Regions from separate parts of the Mus musculus genome. Here region 1 is linked to region 2. Evidence: chromatin loops called from intact Hi-C (ENCODE). Cell type or tissue: left cerebral cortex. All regions are shown on one strand. Links, peaks and the distances in the headings refer to the core of each region. The heading gives the core; the rest is flanking DNA. Region 1 has its middle 23 kb from the start of Mir8120. Region 2 holds the start of Gm34924 (a long non-coding RNA gene).

Region 1 (10,641 bases), core at 1,529-9,528, 56 kb before region 2:
AAAGAACAATAAACAAACTCTTGTAAATAATGATTATGCAACTCTCATTCAAGATAATTTTGCAAGAAATATGTTCTTTTGATTTAAAAAATATTCTTCACGATTGAGAATTTATACATATATATGATGATGTTTATGTGTTTACACATATCCCCATTTCCCTATCTAACTCCTCCCATATCTCCCTAACACATTCCCCTCCTAACTTCATGCCTCCTCATTTTTTTTTCTTTTTAATAATACACTTTGCTGGTTGGTGCTGCCCGTATGTGCAAGGGTGTAGGGCTATGCACTGGATCATGCGAATCCTTTCAGTAGCCATATGCTCAAAAGGAATGATTCTCCTCCCCAGAAACTATCAGCTGACAATAGCTCCTTAGTAGGGGAAGGGGCAGGTATGGAAGTCACAACTACTGTGAGTTCATTGTGTGACAGCTATGTCTTGTGTAAAAGACAGCATTTCACAGAGGAATCTTCATCCTGCAGCTCTTGAGTCTAATCTACCTTCTCTTCGGAGATGTTCTCAGCGTCCTGTGGAAGGGTAACACAGGGGAAGGGAGGGGAGTGTGTGTGGGATAGTGTGAGGGAGTAATATTCATGTCCCATTAGGGCTGAGCACCCAGTATCTGATTGTCCTTACTTTGCCCAGCTATGTATCTCTCCATTGACTGCTTCCAATTGTGTCTTTTGATAAAGGGCAAAACAAGACAAATGAACAAAAAAGAAAACAACAACAAAACCATTTTGGGTTAGAGAGATAGTTCAGTGGTTAAGAGCACTGGTTGCTTTTCCAGAGGACCTGGGTTCAAATCCCAGCTCCCATGTCATAACTATCTCTAACTCTAGATTGTAAATCTAGCAGATCCAAACCTTCTGGGTTTCAAGGGCATCAGGCATGCAAGTGGTGCACAGACATACACACAGGCAAAACTCATACACATAAAATAGAATATTTATTAAAAATTTTAAAGTACCAGTATAATGATGGAAATTACCATAGAAAAGCATGCAAAAATAAATGAGAACTTTCCTCATCAAAATGGGCCCATGGTGTACAAAAATGAAAATTCTTTAATTATACTTTTTTTTCAATAATCCATTTCCTTCTCTTTGATGTCACCAGCATTAGTTTATTGTTACTTCCTCTGGGACATATCCATCCTTTCCTTTGCATGGATGAGTTCCTCTGGCTGCACATCCACAGTCCCCCAAGCTTCAGCAGTGTCAATACGACCACGGTCAGCTCCGGTCTGTAACTGCACTTGCGGTCTGTACCCCCTTTCCCCCCCACACTCCACCCCCGTCTACTATCACCATCACTTGGGACAGTTCACTGTTTTGATTGCTCTGCTTTAAAATCAGCACCGGGGCTGTCCACTAAGAGACAAGGACAATACAACTGAACACCGAGCTCTCTGTGAGCTGAAAGACAGACGCATACTGACAAACCGTTACTGTCTCTGAAGGAAGCGACCAGAATGGTCATGGATACTGAGGTGCACCTGTTATTTGCACAAGTCACGGTGAAAACTTAGCAAGGCTGGTTGTAGTATGTAAACTTAGAGAAAATACACCATGGCAACTAAAATTTTACCAATGTCATTTGTTAGTTAAAACATGGAACTGAATGTGGGCAGTGGTGACACACGCCTTTAGTTCCAGCACTCGAGAAGCAGAGGCGGGCCGACCTCTGAGGCCAAAGCCAGTCTTGTCTACAGATTGAGTTCCAGAACAGCCAGGACTACACAGAGAAACCCTGTCTTTAAAAATAAACCCAAAAGAAAAAAGAAAAGAATCGTGGAACTGAAATTCGCATGCACTGGAATCTTGCAGAGAGAACTGTATGCGTTAATTACTGTTCTCGGTGCTGTAACTAAACACCCGATGAAAACCATTTAAGAAAAGAGGGGTTTGTTCTGGCTCGCTGATGGACAATGCAGTCCGTCACGGGGAATGTCCTGGATGTAGGATCGTGAAGTGGGTGTTCACATGGCATCTGCAGTCAGGAAGCTGATAGAGAATGCCAGCACTCTGCAACCGAAGACCCCGGTTCCCACATCTGCTAGTTCAACCCAGAACCCCCCTCACTGACCCCGAGGCTTGTCTTCTAAGCGATTCTAGAACCTGTCAAATTGATAATTAATATTAACCATCACACTACAGTATCTTTATAGCATCTGCTGCGTCAGTGGAAAATATTCTCACAGGACAAAGCTGCCTCATATATTATAAACAAATTGGTCCAACCATGAAAGGTTAATGAGGTAATACATCAAAATGAAGTGTTAAGATTGTCCTTTAACACAACATACAAAAAGCTAATAAATGTCTACTAAATCAGAAAGAGTAGTACATATAAGTCACAGCATTAGACACTACAGTGCAATGGCCTCCTTTTTTTTTCCAGTAATTTGTGTTTTTCTTTATCCTTCTCTATAGAGAGCCAAGTCTTAAATGTAATATACTATATTAAAAACAGTAAAAGAACCACATGGGGGTGGGAACATAGCTCCATGGTAGACTACTTGCCTAACATGTGTGAGGCCCTGTGTTCCAACTTCAGCCCCCCAAAATAAAACCGCACACAAGCCTTTCTCTCTGACCTTACTGTGCGGTAGCTCCTCCCCCTGTATATCCTCCTGTCTGAATAACGCGTCTCTACTGTTAATTATGACAACGCATGTAGTGGCACTTCATGGTGAGCACTGTTAATGAACACTAAACCAAAGCAATAGTCACTCCACCAACGCACACACATACGCACACACTCTCCCACTCACATACTCACAAGAAAAAGAAGAACAACAATTTTGAGTCGTTGAGAACAAATTCCTTAGAGTGTTCCTGAATGGAGCGGCGGCATGCAGCAGTATCCCTCAGCCCAACCTGTTCTGCATTTGGCCTGAAGTGACTCTCATCTGTCGTCCTCATCACATGTTGGCCCGTGGTGGAGGTCTATGACGTCATCAGAAACCAACTGCGTTCCATCAGCTTCAGTTCAAGAGCCTTCATAATCCGCCTCCTTTTCTTGCCAACTATCAAATGACTCTGCCTCCTGACTGGAAGCTCTGCACCTCACTCAGTCAGCCTCGTTCTTACCAAGACCTGAGAGGCATCTGCCTACCTTTGTAACGGCATTTCTACCGCAGTCCGCCTAGGCCGTGTTTATTCTACTGTTCCTTCTCACCCAAGGCCCTTAGACTAGACGTTTTTCCTGCTGCCTACTTAGTTGTAGTTCGTGACAGACAGGATCAGGTCTTTCTCTCCAGCAGGGATGCCGGTTACCCTCCTCGGTTTTATTCTGGCCACAGTACCGTATGTCATTTTCTGATTGGTTATTATCTCCTCTGTCACCTGTATAAATACATAATACAAACCTGAAACTTGGCTTGTCAATACAAGTCTACCTACCTACCTGTCTGTACCTAGCACTAGTAGACTACCATTGTTCTGCCCTTGTTTCGATACCTTGTGCTTCTTAATGCACTCTTTATGACTGCAGTGTTTTTATTTCTTCCTCGCTGAGAAAAGGTAAAGTTAAATCCAGAAGCCTTAAAGTCCTGGGTGACAGATCCGGATTGGGGCAGTCCATATCTGTAAAATGACAGTGCTCACCAATATACTTCATTGGTTCTTAGTAAGCCTCAGATTAGCTAGCAATATTTTAAAAATTAGAAAAATTTGGAGAAATTGGAATCCTAATGCCTCTGGGGGGAAAAAAATCAAAACATTACACAACAAAAGACCTGCATTTGTGTGTGGCTGGATTTTTGCAGGGAAATGAACATGTCATGTGAGTACCCATATCCAACTGACCATATGGTTGTTGACATTACCTCTGACAGAGGAAAATACTGAACCCCAAGACTAGAATTTCTGTACTTCCAACTTTATTCATAAAGTTCTCAATAAACACATTATTTAATCTTTCTATTTGGACTGTAAGTTTTCAAAAAACATCATCTGGTATTTTCCTTTCGCTGTGCATAAAGCAAGTGATTAAAATTTGTTTATTGAATATTAAATCTAGTAATATCCATAAACTTGCAGTAAAAACCAAATACCACCCAATAAAAATTTTATGTCAGCTGCTTATTAGCTTCTATAAAGGAAGACAGGCACCAAAACAGAGCTAAAGTCCTGAAACAGAGCTTTCATGCTGTGGAAAATCTGACTCTGGACAGATATCAGCTAAATAGAGCTTCATTTGATCAAGAGAATAAATGAAATATAGGTTTTTATTACCTCCACCAGTTGTCCACTCTAGTTATGCAGGGAGATCTAGAGCAGGCTACACTTTAGGGACAGAAAATCCTGCTATTTGTCCTCCCAAGTAATGATCATGTGTTCAGCAGCTGGGAAACGCTAAGCCCCTCATTTATTACGATACCAATAACTACCTTGTTGTGTTCCCAGAAAACCACAAAATATTTGGCATGGTTCAGGGCCACCATATTGAATAAATCCCATTGTTCTTTATTGCAATAATTCATTAACTTTAAAAGAGAACACATTACACTAAAGTATTTTCCATGGATTAACAGCAATAGCTAAAAGATTCCACACTCAAGCCGAGCCGTGTCTGATCCATCCAAGTAAATGGGAGCCGCCGGTCTGTAACTGAGAGCCGACTCCACACCAGGCCTGTCAAAGCCTAGAGCCTGAACACTTTATTTGCTGCCTGCCACTTTCTGTTCTAAATTGTGTAAATATTTAAAAGGGTCTGCATTTCTCAAGAACTCTGCATAGTTACAAAGGACATAGCAGACGCTTCACAGATCTTAGTAAATACCAGAATAGATCTTTTGTGTCAAGTTGGATATCTAAAATTTGGAAAATATTTAGAAATTTACAGTTATTCAAAACATTATTTGCTGAAGACTTAAAATATAAATAAATCAAGCTGACTATAAACTTTAACCTTTACAATAAACCTTTTTTAATTTGGACATTTTAAATCTCTACTTTGAAAAAAATCATTTGTACAGAGACTGGGCTGAAGTATATTCATGAAGGGCTTAGTTAGTAGATGAAGAACAAAGAATGTTTGAAAGGGAGGTTTACTCAGCAGAGAAAATAATTTGTTTTTCAATACTGGAGGTTTCTTTTATTTATAAAACATCTATTCAGTGTGTGGGCAAGATGAGACCTTCTTAGATATGCTAATCATTTTTATCTATTAACTAAATCTGGGCCTAAACGGACAGCCCTTGTTACTCATTTTTCTGGTTACTGTATTACTTGAAAATTCTATGACTACATTCTTGAAATGGCCCAGTTACTCCAGACTTGTGGGGTTTCCTGTGTGTTTGTAGTTTGTATTGACAGCTTTCAACTTCTATTGATGTTAAGCTGTTGGAAAACACAATTCACACATTAAAGAAGTCTGGTTGTACACTAGAAAGTTTTCTACAAATTGTGTGATTTTTTTTTTAAACCTTGAGGAGCCTTGGTGTCTTCATTCCTACACTTTAGAAAGTAATTGTGAGTATTTGCTAGGGAAGTCGAGAGGGTGGATAAAGATACAAGCATTTAGAGTTGTTAGATCTGCACTCCTCATATATACTAAAGAACTCACCTCATAAATTACTCACTTCTAACTTCATCTACATCATCTCTGTTTTGCAGACACAAGCTCAGGGAATTAGAAAACTTCCTCCAGATCACACACATAGATGAATGCCCCTTCTGCTTGTAAAGTGACCACGGGCAACACACAACTGCCATGAAAAGTAGTATTAGACTCAGACAGCACAAAGCGAAAGATCATCCCTAGCCGGGGGCTGCAGCTCCCATTTGCCTGTAGGAACAGCCTCACTATTTTGAGCTTGTACACTGTGCAGGGAATATGAGTCATCACCTTTCCCAACACTCCTCCACACTCCGACGTCCTCTGTTATGAATTACGTCCTAGGCGTCTTTATCGAGTTACTCCCTGTGGGTTTTCAGCTATCGTCATTGTCCTTGGGTCACATTTTTCACCCTCCTAAGTTAATTGCTTTCCTAGATCCTTCTATTCTAGCTCAGCAAGTAATGCTGCATCATTTGAAAAAGAGCAAGAAATTGTTTAAATTGTGCATTGGTTTACAAATGTTGCATTTTCCAATTTTATACCACCCCAGGACTCTACAACCTGCTGGGAAGACAGAGACCTGAGTACAGAGCAAATGCCCCCAGAAAACGTTACTTTCATGGACTGTTTTCCCAACAGCAGATTAATGGCAAGGCAGGCATGCTGGTAGTGGAGATAATGAAGGTGGCAGTCATGCAGGTGATGGTTGTGGGGACACTTTAGTGACACAGATAGCATACAAACTCACCCAGTTGTTTGTGCTCCAGCGTGTAGGATTTCATCCTAGTCTCTGGACAGCTCGAGTTTATATTATCATGATTTAAAATTTACTAATATACCATGAGATTCTCAAATAAACAGCATCTCTGTTTTCATCAGGTGGTAGAAGACTTTGTATATTTTGTTTTCCTTTAAAATTTAAAGCATCTATCCCAGTAGGTCTCTTTAACTTTACCATATTTAACATTTAACAAGATCTCAACTTATGACTTCACATGCTCACATTTCTAGATCACAGTGGTCCTGACAAGTGGCCAAGACATTTAGTCGTGGTGTTGGTAGTGGTTGGATTGGTTTTGTTGTTGTTTGTTTTTTAGGGTTTTTTTTTGGGGGGGGGGGGGATGAGAAAGGATCTCATGTGACATCAGGCTTGGCTTGGCCAGGCTCTCCTGACTCTATCTCCTGGGGGCTGGGATCACAGATATGCACCATCACACCCAACGGAAGAATTTTTCTTTCTCTTTCTTTCTTTTTTCTTTCTTTTTTTTTCTTTCTTTCTTTCTTTCTTTCTTTCTTTCTTTCTTTTTTTTTTAAAGATATGCTTGATTCTGACTCCAGAGAATCGGGTTGAAGCTAGAAGTAGAATCAGTAGCCCAGTGGTAGAGCCCTTTGGGGGTCCCAGAGAGACATCCAGGAACTGTGTGTGAAACTGGACAGGATGCAGAGCAGCCTTTCCAATGCTCTTTGATAGCGTGGTCTGTCCAGACAGTTTCTGCCCTCAGGCTCTCTGCAGCCTCCTCCTCGTCCATCTGTAAAACACAGGAATGCACCTCAGAAACCTCTATTTTGTGTGTCTACCCCCAAGGGGCCGGAGGCTGCTTCAGTTCCACACCATAAAATTGCCAGATCCTTTGCTCTAGGTGTGGTTACGAGAGCAAGATGATTATAATCATTGGGCATAATTTGTGTCACCCTACACCCCAGCTTTCCTTACACTGGATTGTCAGTCTGCTTCAAGAAAGAGAAAAAAAGAAAAAAACAAGCAAGCAGAAGTAAAAAAGACGTTTATTGAAGTGGGATCATTCTGTTGGGTTATTTGTGCATCTTAATAAATCACCTGCAGAGCTGCCATTTTGGCAGCATGAGCTGATGTCCTGGTAACATCACCATTTCCTGGATCATCAAAGAATTTCCAGCGTGCCAAACCTGTTGTATTTGTCCCTACTTCCCTCCCAAGTTCATTAGCCTCGCCCACATCTTCTAACCTTTTGCATCTCCAAGGTGCACCATCTAGTACAGGCAGCCATAAGCCCTGGTAGCTACTGACCAGGAAGAGACAGGGGTCTGTCTTCTGCACTGATGTAAAATACACAGTCAGTAGAATTTTCTTTTTCTAGTAGTAGGAATCAAATGCAGGACTCGGTGCACGCAAACACTCCACCACTGAGCTGCATCCCCAGTCTTAAAAATACGTAGCATATTTCCAAAACATCATGTTGAAAACTCAACCCAAATGCACGCAGCTCAGTAATCCTTGATTATTGCTTGTGAATAAGCAAGCATGGTAATATTTGGGGTGTAACAAACTAAATAAAAGATATTAAGCTTGACTTTATCCTTTTGCTTTTTACAGTGTGGCTATCTGGAAGCTTAAGATCATAAATGTGCCTCGAGCTTGTTTACATTATATTTCTCTTCTATGGTGCTGGTCTAAATAGTTTGCATTCCTTTGCACAAGGAGTGTGGCTTGCTGAAGAAAAAAAAATCCGTGGGTAATATTGTCTACAGTTCTTTAATCTATGCACAGGAACACCAAATGGTTTCAAAGGTTCTATCAGGATTTATGCTTTAAAATCTTCTTTTCAAAGAATGACTGGATCCAAAGGGAAGCCAGTTGTGCTGGAATCCATCTGTTCAACCACAGCATTGATAATGGATGACGTGGAATGACTCAGAGCCACGGTAAAGGCAATGGCTCTTTTTTGTTTGTTGGGCTGGTTTTTTTTTTTTTTTTTTTTTTTTGGTTCTTTCCAGACAGGGTTTCTCTGTGTAGCCCTGGCTGTCCTGAAACTCACTTTGTAGACCAGGCTGGCCTCGAACTCAGAAATCTGCCTGCCTCTGGCTCCTGAGTGCTGGAATTAAAGGCCTACACCACCACTGCCTGGCTGGCAATGACTCTTTCTCTTCTCCATATCATTGTTCACTGGACCAAAATCGTATGTGTACTGTATTTAAGACTAGGAAACTTGAGACTACAAAACGTTTGTTTTGTTTGTTTGTTTGTTTTATGAGGTATTTTCTTCATTTACATTTAAAATGCTACCCCAAAAGTCTCCCATAACACCCCCCACTCCCCTACCCACGCACTCCCACTTCTTGGCCCTGGCGTTCCCCTGTACTGGGGCATATAAAGTATACAAGACCAAGGGGCCTCTCTTTCCAGTGATGGCCAACTAGGCCATCTTCTGCTACATATGCAGCTAGAGACACGAGCTCTGGGGGTACTAGTTAGTTCATATTGTTGTTCTACCTATAGGGTTGCAGACCCCTTCAGCTCCTTGAGTACTTTCTCTAGCTCCTCCAGTGGGGGCCCTGTGTTCCATCCAATAGCTGACTGTGAGCATCCACTTCTGTGTTTGCCAGGCACCGGCATAGCCCCACAAGAGACAGCTATATCAGGGTCTATTCAGCAAAATCTTGCTGGCATATGCAATGGTGTCTGCGTTTGGAGGCTGATTATGGGATGGATCCCCAGATATGGCAGTCTCTAGATGGTCCATCCTTTTGTCTCACCTCCAAACTTTGTCTCTGTAACTCCTTCCATGGGTGTTTTGTTCCCAATTCTAAGAAGGGGCAAAGTGTCCACACTTTGGTCTTCGCTCTTCTTGAGTTTCATGTGTTTTGCAAATTGTATCTTGGGTATTCTAAGTTTCTGGGTTAATATCCACTTATCAGTGAGTACATATCATGTGAGTTCTTTTGTGATTGGGTTACCTCACTCAGGATGATGCCCTCCAGGTCCATCCATTTGCCTAGGAATTTCATAAATTCATTCTTTTTAATAGCAGAGTAATACTCCATTGTGTAAATGTACCACATTTTCTGTATCCATTCCTCTGTTGAAGGACATCTGGGTCCTTTCCAGCTTCTGGCTATTATAAATAAGGCTGCTATGAACATAGTGGAGCATGTGTCCTTCTTACCAGTTGGAACATCTTCTAGATATATGCTCAGGAGAGGTATTGTGGGATCCTCTGGTAGTACTATGTCCAATTTTCTGAGGAACCGCCAGACTGATTTCCAGAGTAGTTGTACAAGCTTGCAATCCCACCAACAATGGAGGAGTGTTCCTCTTTCTCCACATCCTTGCCAGCATCTGCTGTCACCTGAATTTTTGATCTTAGCCATTCTGATTGGTGTGAGGTGGAATCTCAGGGTTGTTTTGATTTGCATTTCCCTGATGATTAAGGATGCTGAACATTTTTTCAGGTGCTTCTCTGCCATTCGGTATTCCTCAGGTGAGAATTCTTTGTTTAGCTCTGAGCCCCATTTTTTAATGGGGTAAACTTTGGGGTTTTTTTTGTTTTGCTTTTGGTTTTGTTTTTTTTTTTTTGTTTTGTTTTGTTTTTTTTTGAAACAAGGTTTTACTATATAGCCCCAGCTACCTAGGTAGGACTCACAGAGGTTTGCCTGCCTCTGTCTCCTGAGTACTGGGACTAAAAGCGCTGGCCACCACGGTGGACTGAAACAATAAAACTTTAAAACTGAGAACCTTGAAGCTCTCAGTATCTGGAACCCCAGCATTTGGGAAGCTGATGCAGGAGGATTCTGAGGTGGGGCCAGCTGCGGTTACATAGAGAGACCCTGTCTCAACAGTACATCCCATCCCGCCCCCACTGAAAAAAGGAGAAAGCTGTTCAGCATTGTTCGGTGCAACGCTTCTTGCCTAGGGCCCTCCCCCCCCCCCCAAAGTCAAGAAAGCAAAAATTAGACAAAGGAGATGGCAGATAACTGAGCAGTTCAAACCACTTGCTGCTCTCCCAGAGGACCCGAGGTCTTCTCCCAGCACCCACGTATGGCTTCTCACAGCAGCCTGTGCACAAGAACCAAATCTCAACACGGTGGAGCTTCACCTAAAATAGAAGAACCCTAGGTTCCTGTGACCAGGAGTACAGTAGGGGCAGCACTGGGAACTAGAAAAGCATTTCAAGCTGGAGCCCTACTGGGATTAGGAGGCAAGGTGCTGGCTTCTAGACTTATCCCCCAGCCCCTAAATTGAGCAAATTGTGGTGCGGTACATCCGGTGCATGCTCTAAGAGGAGCAGTGGCCTCCACGTGCCCACCTCAGC
Region 2 (10,641 bases), core at 1,089-9,088:
AAGGCTACACTGAGTCTGTCCACAGCAGGAACCGCCGGCCACTGCGTTTGCATAACGGTAGTGTCCACTCTCTTGTATCCTCTACAGGAAGTGCTTGGTCCATTCCACTAAAAATGGCTGAATATTTTATTGACTAAAACCTGGGGGATGGAACTGCACATAAACATATCTGGAGGGCCGATTTTAGTTGTGTTTATGTCTCATGGTTGGAATCCCTTTTAACTACATATTTTAGAGACTTGGAACAGCTCTGAAATTCAGACACTTGATGAACAACAACCACAGACGTGTCACAGCAACATTTGGACACTTTGAAGATGGTGGCAGGGACTTTAGTGGGGAGGCATGAGAGAAGAGATTTTTTTTCTTCCTAATTATGACACTTTAGTAGCTGGGTACAGACTTCAAAAAGCTAGTACAGACAGAGCAAAATCGTACTGTAGAGCTCCGTTGGAAGGATTCGTCTGCCAGCCGTCACGATGTGGAAAGTTCATCTTTTCATCTTATAAGTAAAAATATCCCTCGGTTCCCCCATTAGTAAGGGAGGGTGGGAAAAGGCATGCGCACTGCACACACTCTGCAGGCAACTCTCTTCAGGGACTCCAAGGTCCTGTGGCCTGTGAAAGAGGTGCCCTCTGCCCAGGGCTCTTAACTTCACAGGGATAAGCTTTTCACCCAGCTGTCCAGGGAACAAAGGGCATGTTTCATCTGCCTACACCCACAGCCCCCTGGGTGGGGCAGGGGGTGACAGTCCAATGCCTATCACATGGCCTCTGGCGCATAAAAGCTTTTAAATAATTCTGATTTTGAATATCAAATTGACATGAAAAGTGCATTTAAGAAGAATAGGCATGATCCGTGCTGAAGAGCATGCTCTATGCAAATAAGTTGGGCGGTCACTTGCTCATTTATAGTCCTGGTTCTCAACTTAGGCTATGTATGGTATTGCTTGCTCTAAAATCCTGATACCCTATAGCATTCAATCAACTACACTTCCCCCCCCCCTTTTGCCCCTCTCCCTCCCTCCTTCTTTCTGTCTCTGTCTCTCTGTCTCTCTCTGTTTCTCTCTTTCTCTCTCACAAACACACACATACACTCAAGAAAGTAGGATTTAGTCAATCTAGGGTAACATAGGCATCAGTATTCTTAAAAGCTCTCTGAGTGCAATCAAGACTGAAGTGTGAGCCGGGTGGTGGTGGTGCACGCCTTTAATCCCAGCACTCGGAAGGCAGAGGCAGGCAGATTTCTGAGTTCGAGGCCAGCCTGGTCTACAGAGTGAGTTCCAGGACAGCCAGGGGTGCACAGAGAAACCCTGTCTCAGAAAAAAAAAGAAAGAGAGAGAGAGAGAGAGAGAGAGAGAGAGAGAGAGAGAGAAAGAAAGAAAGAAAGACAGACAGACTGTAGTGTGATTTAATAGAGCTCAAGGCCTCTTTTTGTCTAGCTCTGGACTCTTTTTGACTCTTTCTTTCCCTCCCACACTCACCCTATCTTAGCTTTTCTTCTCTGCATCTTCCTTGTCAACCTCAGTCAGCAGTGACTCACTCCTGGATCCTGGATCCCAGAACACTGTGTACACATCTTAACCAGAGCATCTTCTCACATTGCATTAAAGACACAAGCAAATAGGTCAGCCTGCTCCTCCTGTCCAACAGAATGTGGACCCTTTATAGTGTCTGCAGGAAGCATGCAAAATATTTAGCAGGACACGGGAGCCTATTGATTGAATGTGCAAATGAATGAATGTCAATAGTGCATATTATTGCTGCCTTACCTTACCGATCCCAGAGTTCGAAAGCCAGCCCCCTCTGGGAGACTCAGAATCAATAATGTGGAGGTGGGAGGTCTCCATCTTGCTACTCAAGCTCGCTCCATAGATTAGCAGCATGTACATGATACGAGGCTTCTTACATGTGCTTGACATCTCAGGCAGTTCATATGCAAGTTACAATTTCAGTGATATTTCCCAGTAACTCCCAGAGGAGTCCTATTTAGCCAGTCTGCCAACCTTGGTGTTCTAGACCTCTGTTAAACTTGGTAGACCCTGAGGTTGCTTCCTATTTCTTTCTTTCTTTTTTTTTTTTTTCGCTTTTCCCAACCTTCAAAACTATTTCTGTTCCTTGCCACCAAAAGCATCCGTTCATATCTGAACTTCTTACAATTATTCAGTCAGCTAATATTTGAACATTATTACTAGGTGTAGTGATTTGTATATGCTCAGCCCAGGGAGTGGCACTATTAGAGAGTATGGCCCTGTTGGAGTAGATGTGGCCTTGTTGGAAGTATATCACTGTGGTTGTAAGCTTTAAGACCCTCATCCTAGCTGCCTGGAAGCCAGTATTCTGCTAGCAGCCTTCAGATGAAGATGTAGAACTCTCAGCTCTGCCTGTACCATGCCTGCCTGGATGCTGCTATGTTCCAGCCTTGATGATAATGGTCTGAACCTCTGAACCTATAAGCCAGCCCCAACTAAATGTAGTCCTTATAAGAGTTGTGTTGGTCATAGTGTCTGTTCACAGCAGTAAAACCCTAACAAGACACTAGGTCTTATGTTAATTAAGAGTATCAGATATATTTTCTCATCTCTTCAGGAGATATATACAGTAAATATCATTCCCATTTTGGGGAGGGGGGGCGGTGAAGGAAGAGAAGTTTGGAACAACTAACTGATCCATGACATTAAACAGGTAGCATGTAGTAAAGTTTGAATCTGAACCCAAAGTCAGAATATTCACTAGAGTAGTCTTAGGTGTGGCTTTAAGCGATCACATTTCCTAGTTGAGCAGTTCTCCTTCACAGTCTTAAAAATACTGAGGATCCTAAAGGGCTCTCATTTGTTTATATTCTGTCTATAGAAAGACTAAAATTTGAAAGAGGGGGCTGGAAAGATGGCTCAGCAGTTAAGAGCACTGACTGCTCTTCCAGAGGACCCTAGTTCAATTCCCAGCACCCACATGGTGGCTCACAACCATCGGTAACTCTTCTTTCAATGCCCTTCTTCCAGGCATCCAATGCCCTCTCTGGTCTCCACGGGCTTGGTATCTAAGTATACACACCCACACACAGACCTACACAGACACAGAGAAGCATACACATAATACAAAATCAATAAAGATAAGTAATTTAAAAATAAAACATTGAAACAGAAGCTTCAAATTTGATTTTCTTTAAAAATAACTTTAACTTCATTAGTTCACGCTAATATAAGCAACAGTCTTCATTTAAAAACCACATTTTCTCAACCCAAATAAAATAGTGAAAATAGTTTCTCAACGTTATTTCTCATTTTTCCAAGTTTCTAACATCTGTGACAAAAGCAGATAGTTGAGCTTGTAACTCAACGAATATTATGCTTTTTGTGTGTGCATCAGCATGCAGTACATGTACCTCATGCAGGGTTCCTGTGATATACATTACAAAAAGGCTCTACTCCTATAGGCTAAGGTGAACAATTTTCACGGCTTTGCCAGGGACATTTTTAATGGATTTGGCAGGGTTTTTTGTTAGTCTCCTTGTTGGGGGGTTGGGTTGTTTGGTTTTGTTTGTTGATGTCACCAATGTGTGCCAGTGGAGAACTCTGACTATTAATAGTTTGGTCCTACTTCCTTGTGTGCAAAGGTATTACCTTTTTTTTTTAATCATTGCTATTACATCATCAGTGCAAGTGTCGACACAGCCACAAGCATAAAGGGCATTCTAAGGCTCTGGGACTAGTTTTCGTCTAATGGACCACCTTAAATAACCCAGAGCTCCCTTGGGATTTGCAAGGTGACATTCAACAACTGCTGTCCTGCAGTAGACTTTTTGAGGCTTTTTTTTTTTTTTTTTTTTTTTTTTTTTTTGAGACAGGGTTTCTCTGTGTAGCCCTAGCTGTCTGGAACTTACTCTGTAGACCAGGCTGGCCTCGAACTCAGAAATCTGCCTGCCTCTGCCTCCCAAGTGCTGGGATTAAAGGTCTGTGCCACTACTGCAGGGCTGTTTGAGGCTTTTTTTGTTTGTTTGTTTGTTTGTTTGTTTGTTTTCGAGACAGGGTTTCTCTGTGTAGCCCTAGCTGTCCTGGAACTCACTTTGTAGACCAGGCTGGCCTCAAACTCAGAAATCCACCTGCCTCTGCCTCCCAAGTGCTGGGATTAAAGGGGTGTGCCACCATTAAAGAACATATAAACACCACAAATTTCTGTAGGCACCTGCAAGAGACAGGATTCTGGGTCACAACACCACCGGGCTCTGCACTGTGGGCAGTGTCACGTCTGACTCAGTACTTTGGCAGCTCGCCATTGACAGCAGGCTCTTCAGAAGTCTTCGGGTGCTGAGCTCCTGTGAAGCCTCAAGACAGAGGGCCTGAGAAATGGCTCTACCAGATAGGTGTTGCTTTATAGACATCTTGGTAGCACCAGGAATCCATGGCTACCTGCTTTATTCCCTAGTCCAGCATGTTATGCAATCTAACAAGGCTTCAGCTTAGAATGCACTAGTTATGCAATCTGATTCTGTTTGTCACACTTAAAATATTATCAGTGAAATCATCTCCATTCAGCTTTTTACCTTGAGCGGGTTTTTTTTTTTTTTTTTTTTTTTTTTTTTTTTTTTTTGACACTACTAAGTAAGGAAAGCTGTGTAGAGTTCCCAGAGGGCATGGAGGACTTCTCAAGCCATCTTCCTCCAAGGTAGCCATCTTGGTTATATAAAGTAGCAACTCTGGGCTGTTTTACTGAGCCAGTCTCCTCTTTCAGAAAAGAAAAAAAACCAAAAACCAAACCAAACCAAAACAAAAACCTATGCCCTTGAGCCAGAACAAATGCCCTTAGGAATAGGATTTTCTTTTCTCTTTGTAAATGGAGAAAAATGAAGGTAGTTAGCCTGACTCCCTATGGTGGGAAAATGCTTTCAGCTCTTCCACCTTGCTGGGTTCTCCTCACAGGAGACACTGGCCCTTGGCTCCCCGTTGTACTGTGGAATTCCCCCCTGACACTACCAGAAAGGTTAAGAAAAACAAAAAAGAATAAAAGGTGGCTCCTGTCCTTTATTAGCAACAAAGCTTGGGGCTAGCACAGAGTAGGGAAAAGGCCACTGGTGCTGCCCAGACTGTGTTTACTGAAGCGCTCTCTCAAACACTCCAGGGCAAGACACACAACCCCTGTGATCCACCTAAACTTGCTCTGAGAAATGATGCCTTCTGCTTCGCTACATGGTTACGAGAAACAAACAAACAAACAAACAAGCAAACAAGCAAACAGTTTTTAAAAGAAGTTAAAACCTGAATGTGGTGGAGGAGGCCACTCAGATCATCAGAGAAATGGCTGTAGGTTCTAACTCTCTATCTGTCCCGTTCCCGGTCCCCATCCCCGCCCCTCCCCCAATACTGAATTTAAGATGTTCTTTCCTTCGGGGTCTGTTTTCATTTTGTTTTGTTCATTTCTGCTTTTAACAGAAAAACAACTGCATTATAGCTTTCCCACCCTCACTTCTGTGGCAGAAGGCGTGGTCATAGACCCTGGGTCCTTGGCCTCTGAATCTTCAGTGTGGATTTAACGAAGTCTGTGCTCCAGTCCACCCTGCACCCGGACAGGTAAGAGTCAAGAAGCTAGACACAGGGGAGTCCACATTTCCCAGGCCTCCGGGCTGTTCGCATCTGTGTACCTCACCTGGCTCTGCATGCGTGCATTTGAACCTTGGTGTTGAGGAATGTGTAATATTCCGGGCACCCGGCCCTGCCTACACTCCTCTGCATCTTTTCACTTTCACACTGAGTTTTTGATCACTATTTTCACTTTCATTATCATGTTGGAACACCCTTTCCTCCTCAGCACAATGTGGAATTTCTAAGCTGTACTTGAAGAAGAAATGGACCCATATAATTAGAGGTAACCTGCGTTCTATGCTGCTATGTGATCATCAGTGTTGAAGAGTCATGTCCCTCCTCTAGATCTGTAGTATGGCTAAATTTTCAGCGATTCAAAAACTTAGATTCCTCCGAGTGCTGTTGGTTTTGAGACAGCAGTGTATCCCATCCAAGATAGAGAGGCTTTTGTGAAGCACCAGAGCTGATGGCTTCTGGGTCCTTTTCAATCCTAACATTTGTTTTCTCTCTCTTCCCAAATGTACCTCCTCCTCCACTCCCAGTAGCTCATCTTTAAGCTGCTGAAGCCTGAAGCCTCTGTGCCTTCTAGGTGGTCCCACGACTTGAGACCACTTTACTCCTCTCAAGCCGAAGCCTGGACGTTCCACACTGTAGAGGAGATAGGCTGTGTGGTGATTCTAACAATATCGTCATTATTTAAAAGAGTACAGTGGAGGGTCAGAAATCAGGCAGCCAACAGCACAGAACCACAGGTTGGGTCAGAGGTCATCTGTAGGCAGGCAGAGCTCAACATTCCTCGAGTGCCATGTCCCAGTAGACTCACAAAGAGGCTTCTGCTGCAGGGAAAGGAGAGTATTGCTGGCGGAGGAGTGGGGGATAAGGTTCTCGTGACCCATCAACAGGACACCCACACCCGTGAGCACTGAGAACCAATTTAGTCTTCTTCCTACTCCTATGACCACCATTAACCAGCTCCCACCTCCACGATGGGCTCCAGTGTTGGAGAATGTCCAGCACTCAGGAATACAAATATTTAACTTGTGTGGAAATATTTTATTGGTGTTGCCTATGAGCAAAGGCCAAATATGTGTTTTCCTACATCCCTTGATCTTGTTTCTAATTCAGACAGTGTAGATTTAAAAAAGAAAGAGAAAAACAAAAGCAATGAACACACACACACACACCCGTGGCGGGGTCCGGATGGACTGGCTGTGTGGTAGAAAAAGAAGTGGAATGTGGGGTTGTACGAGGGAAAACAACAACAAAAAGGTAGGAGATGCTGCAGAACTCTCAGCGAGTGTGAATGAACATGAAACACAACTTTAGAAAGGTCTCTTCATTTAGAAAGTAAACGTCAACAAGAAGGCTCCATGTGGTGAGGAATTTGAAGCTATGGGCTGGCTTGCTGCCACTTGGGCTTGGCACTTGCTACCAAGCCTGAGGACCTGAGTTCAACACCTGGAACCCACATGGTGGAAGGAAAGAACCAACTCCCAGAAGTTGTCCTCTGATCTCCATGTGCTAGCCATAGCACTCACTGCACCCTCTCTCATCTCATAAATGTAATGAATTGGTTCAGTTAAATAACAGTATTATTTCCTTGGATGCTTAACTCTAGCAAGTTAGTGAGGTCCCTCGTTTAAAACAGAAGCATTCACTTTAATGCCAGCACTTGGGAGGCTGAGCCAGGTAGCTCTCTATGAGTCAGAGGCCAGCTTTAGTCTACATAGTGTGTTTCAAGCCAGTAAAAGTTAATGGTGAGAACTCATCTTAAAAAGTCAAATACAAAATAAAATAAAATAATAAAATTGAAGCATTAAAAATACCATTTGCCAACAAGATAAATATTGAGACCATAAATAGAATTGAGAAAAAAAAAATTTGATCCCTTAAGCCGTGATTTGGAAAAAAAAGAAATACTTTTAGTTAATACATTTACCAATCTAAATAATGTAAAATTATTATAATTGGTTGGCATTAAATCATGGAGGAAAACATCTCAGATCAGCAGGCCTGTAACTGATCAATATCTGGGAGAATGGGATGACTTCAAATCTTAGGGCAGCTGGTTTATTATAACCTTCTGGAAATTTCCCCTAAAGTTTCATACCTCAGTCATAAACAAAATGTGACAATCGTGTTTCACGACTCTATTGTAAGAAAATGAACAATCCAGAATGCCATCACGTTTCTAAGTGCAAGATCACCCTTAGGGCAGTGAATGAACATTTCTCTTTGAGAATCAACCTGAGGGCTGGTGAGATGGCTGAGTGAGTGGTAAAGTTGCTTGCTGCCAAGCTCAGCGACCTGAGACTGATTCCTGAAACTCACACAGTGGAATGAGAGAACCAACTCTTGAAAACTGTCCTCTGACCTCCACACTTGTGCTATGTCATGGCACATGCACCCCACCCCCAACGACCTCAAATAAATAAATATGTTAAAAAACAAAACAAAACAAAACATCTTTTCAAAAGACCAATGGGGTAGGGGGTGGATAGTTTGTTGTGGGGCAGTGAGCAGTGTACAGACAGCCTGGTCCTGGTCGAGAACAGGCCTGGAACCCTGGAGACCTGGTGGGCAGTGACTTCTGCCTTCATGGGATGGTAGGAGTTTGGCCACGCCTCCTGGACCCCTGGCTCCTGTAGCAGCTACAGCCTCCCACAGTCCACTGCAAAGAGGTGTGTGGCCATTAGTCAATGCCCCAAGCTCCTGGTAGTCTGTCTGGACTCCACCCCCATAGTTACCTGGCAACAGTCAGGTATGCTCCGCCCCACAGGTACCTGGCAACAGCTAGAATGGCATAGCCCATTATAAAAGGAGCTGCTTGCCCCCTCCTCCCTCTCTTTCTCTCTAGTTCTTACTTTTGCTTCCTTGCTCCTCCTCTCTCTGACTTCCCTTCTCCTCTCTCCAAATGGCCATGGCCAGCCTCTGCTTCTCTCCTCTCCTCTCTGCCCTTCTACAATAAACACCTTAAAACCATGGACTGTCTCATCTCACCGGGACCCACTGTGCTGGAGCAATGAAGCAGGTCTTCCCTCCTAATGAGCCGTGCCTCTAACCTCATGCCAGGGAGACTCCCTGTGCTACAGCCATGGCCGCCACCAACACCAACCAACTTAGCCGCCTGAGCTAGTCAGACTCTCTCCTCCCCTCCCAGCAGTAACCTGCCAGAGCTCTCCCTCTACCCGTTTCATTTCTGCCCCCAGTCAAAGTCCACCTGAGGGTCCTCACCTGTTCTCAGATCTTTAGCGACATACAGCAGTGTCTGGGATGTTCAAGAGTGAGAACCTGTCATCCCTGGCCTCCGTGTGACTCAGGGACCACAGAACCGACTCTTCCGTGGTGCCCAGTGCGGCATCTGTGATGCCCAAGAGTCGGAACGAGACTCTGGCAATTCTGCAGGGACCCCAGACTGCGCCTTTTCCCATCCCTGGTGCAGGATCCTGAGGCTTCTCCCAGTCCAATGCCCACTCGGCAGAAGCCTGGGGTCTGGTGCTATCAAACTCCCCGAGTCTGCCCCACCCAGCAGCCCTAGCCCCAAGAGGACTGGGGATCCCGTTTTTACCCCACAGTCTGTGGGTGAGAGTGTATAGGGGTACACAACAAAGTCTTCTAAAAGTCTGGCAAGCCAAGGGCTAGGAGATGTAAGTTAGTGACAGTCTACTTGTTTGGCACACAGAAGACCCTGTGTTTGGTCCCAGGATTATAGACTGGCTAATTGGCTGACAAAGTCAATGAGCTGAGAGTTTTGTAGCTGGTCATTGCTACTTTGTGGATTCTTCTTTTTCCTACGTTTTATTTCCCACCCACCCTCTTACCTGCCCTCCCCCCGCCCCCGCCCTGTTTCACCTCCTAACACTAGATAGGATAAAGGGGAGAGAGGAAGCCAAGATAGATGCCTGAATCTAATTTCCTTCCTTTTGTTTCTTTCTTTGACTACCGCTACTAACAACAACAAACCTCCCTAAACAACCAACAACCGCCCATTCTGTTTCTCTGGGCTCTAGCGTTTAAATGCCTTGTGAAAAGTTCCCAGAATCCCAATTGTCACAAAATTGCAGAAACTATGTGCAGCTGGCCTCAGATGAAACCATGCCTCAGATGAAACATGAGGCAAATCATAGTCATCTGCCATGGACAGCCCGAAGCATCCCGGTATCCCCATACCTGCAATTAAAACAAAAGCACATTTTTACAATAGTTCTGAGTTTTTAAAGATTTATTCATTTTATGTATATGAGTATACCATTGTTGTCTTCAGACACACCATAAGAGGGCATCAAATCCCATTACAGATGGTGTGAGGTACCATGTGGTTGCTGGGAATTGAACTCAGGACCTCTGGAAGAGCAGCCAGTGCTCTTAACTTCTGAGCCATCTCTCCAGATCTAGTTCTGTGTTTTCAAAGAAACCAAAATTCCAAAACTGTCCTTACATTTCCCTGCTTCTGTTTTAAGCTATTAATTATGTTGAATATAGCAGGAAATTATAAACAGAGACATTTTCAATGAAACAAGCACTTTTCAGGTCGGAGGCCAAGGTTTTCAGGAGAGCTCTCCTGCTCAGTTCTAATCTTTATCAGTTTTGATGGTATCCACAGCTTTTCATTTCCTGTGGGAATATAAACAAATCCACATCCTCAACATAAAACTGTCTCTGGCTTTCATTATGATGTTGTGGTGGTTTGAATATTCTTGGTCCATGGGAAGTGGCACTATTAGGAAGTGAGGCCATGGAAGGCCATTGGTGAAGGTGTAACCTCAAATGTAGTTGACAGCCCAGGGCTGAAGGGGTCATGAAAACAAGTTGAGACTTGGCACCATGAAGATAGCTTATGAGAAGCTATTGGTGAAGCCTAGTTGCAGTGGAAGACCCCAGCATATTGGAGGTGCCAGTACCATGGGATGACCACTGTCTTAGTCGGGGTTTCTATTCCTGCAAAAAACATCATGACCAAGAAGCAAGTTGGGAAGGAAAGGGTTTATTCAGCTTACACTTCCACATTGCTGTTCATCACCAAAGGAAGTCAGGACTGGAACTCAAGCAGGTCAGAAAGCAGG

What was found. A loop is a pair of places that touch in the nucleus more often than their neighbours do. Peaks named below come from ENCODE experiments on the same cell type or tissue, not always from the same donor. Only the 100,000 strongest peaks of a DNase experiment are listed, where the experiment ranks them.
Region 1: a loop joins it to region 2, with 1.8 times the contacts of the local background. A loop is called at or near these places in 1 of 42 quality-filtered maps.

Annotation. Positions count from the first base shown.
Region 1 is chr3:65,631,376-65,642,016 of GRCm38, reverse strand. No RefSeq gene overlaps it. Among named protein-coding and RNA genes, the nearest start is that of Mir8120, 23 kb to the left of the region's middle. In left cerebral cortex, for the core only: no CTCF peak of the experiment used is centred there; a DNase peak (open chromatin) is centred at 5,842.
Region 2 is chr3:65,575,434-65,586,074 of GRCm38, reverse strand. It overlaps Gm34924 (a long non-coding RNA gene), which reads left to right and starts at 5,225. Exons shown (of 3, transcript XR_375719.2): 1 at 5,225-5,299; 2 at 5,429-5,566. In left cerebral cortex, for the core only: no CTCF peak of the experiment used is centred there; DNase peaks (open chromatin) are centred at 1,550 and 4,419.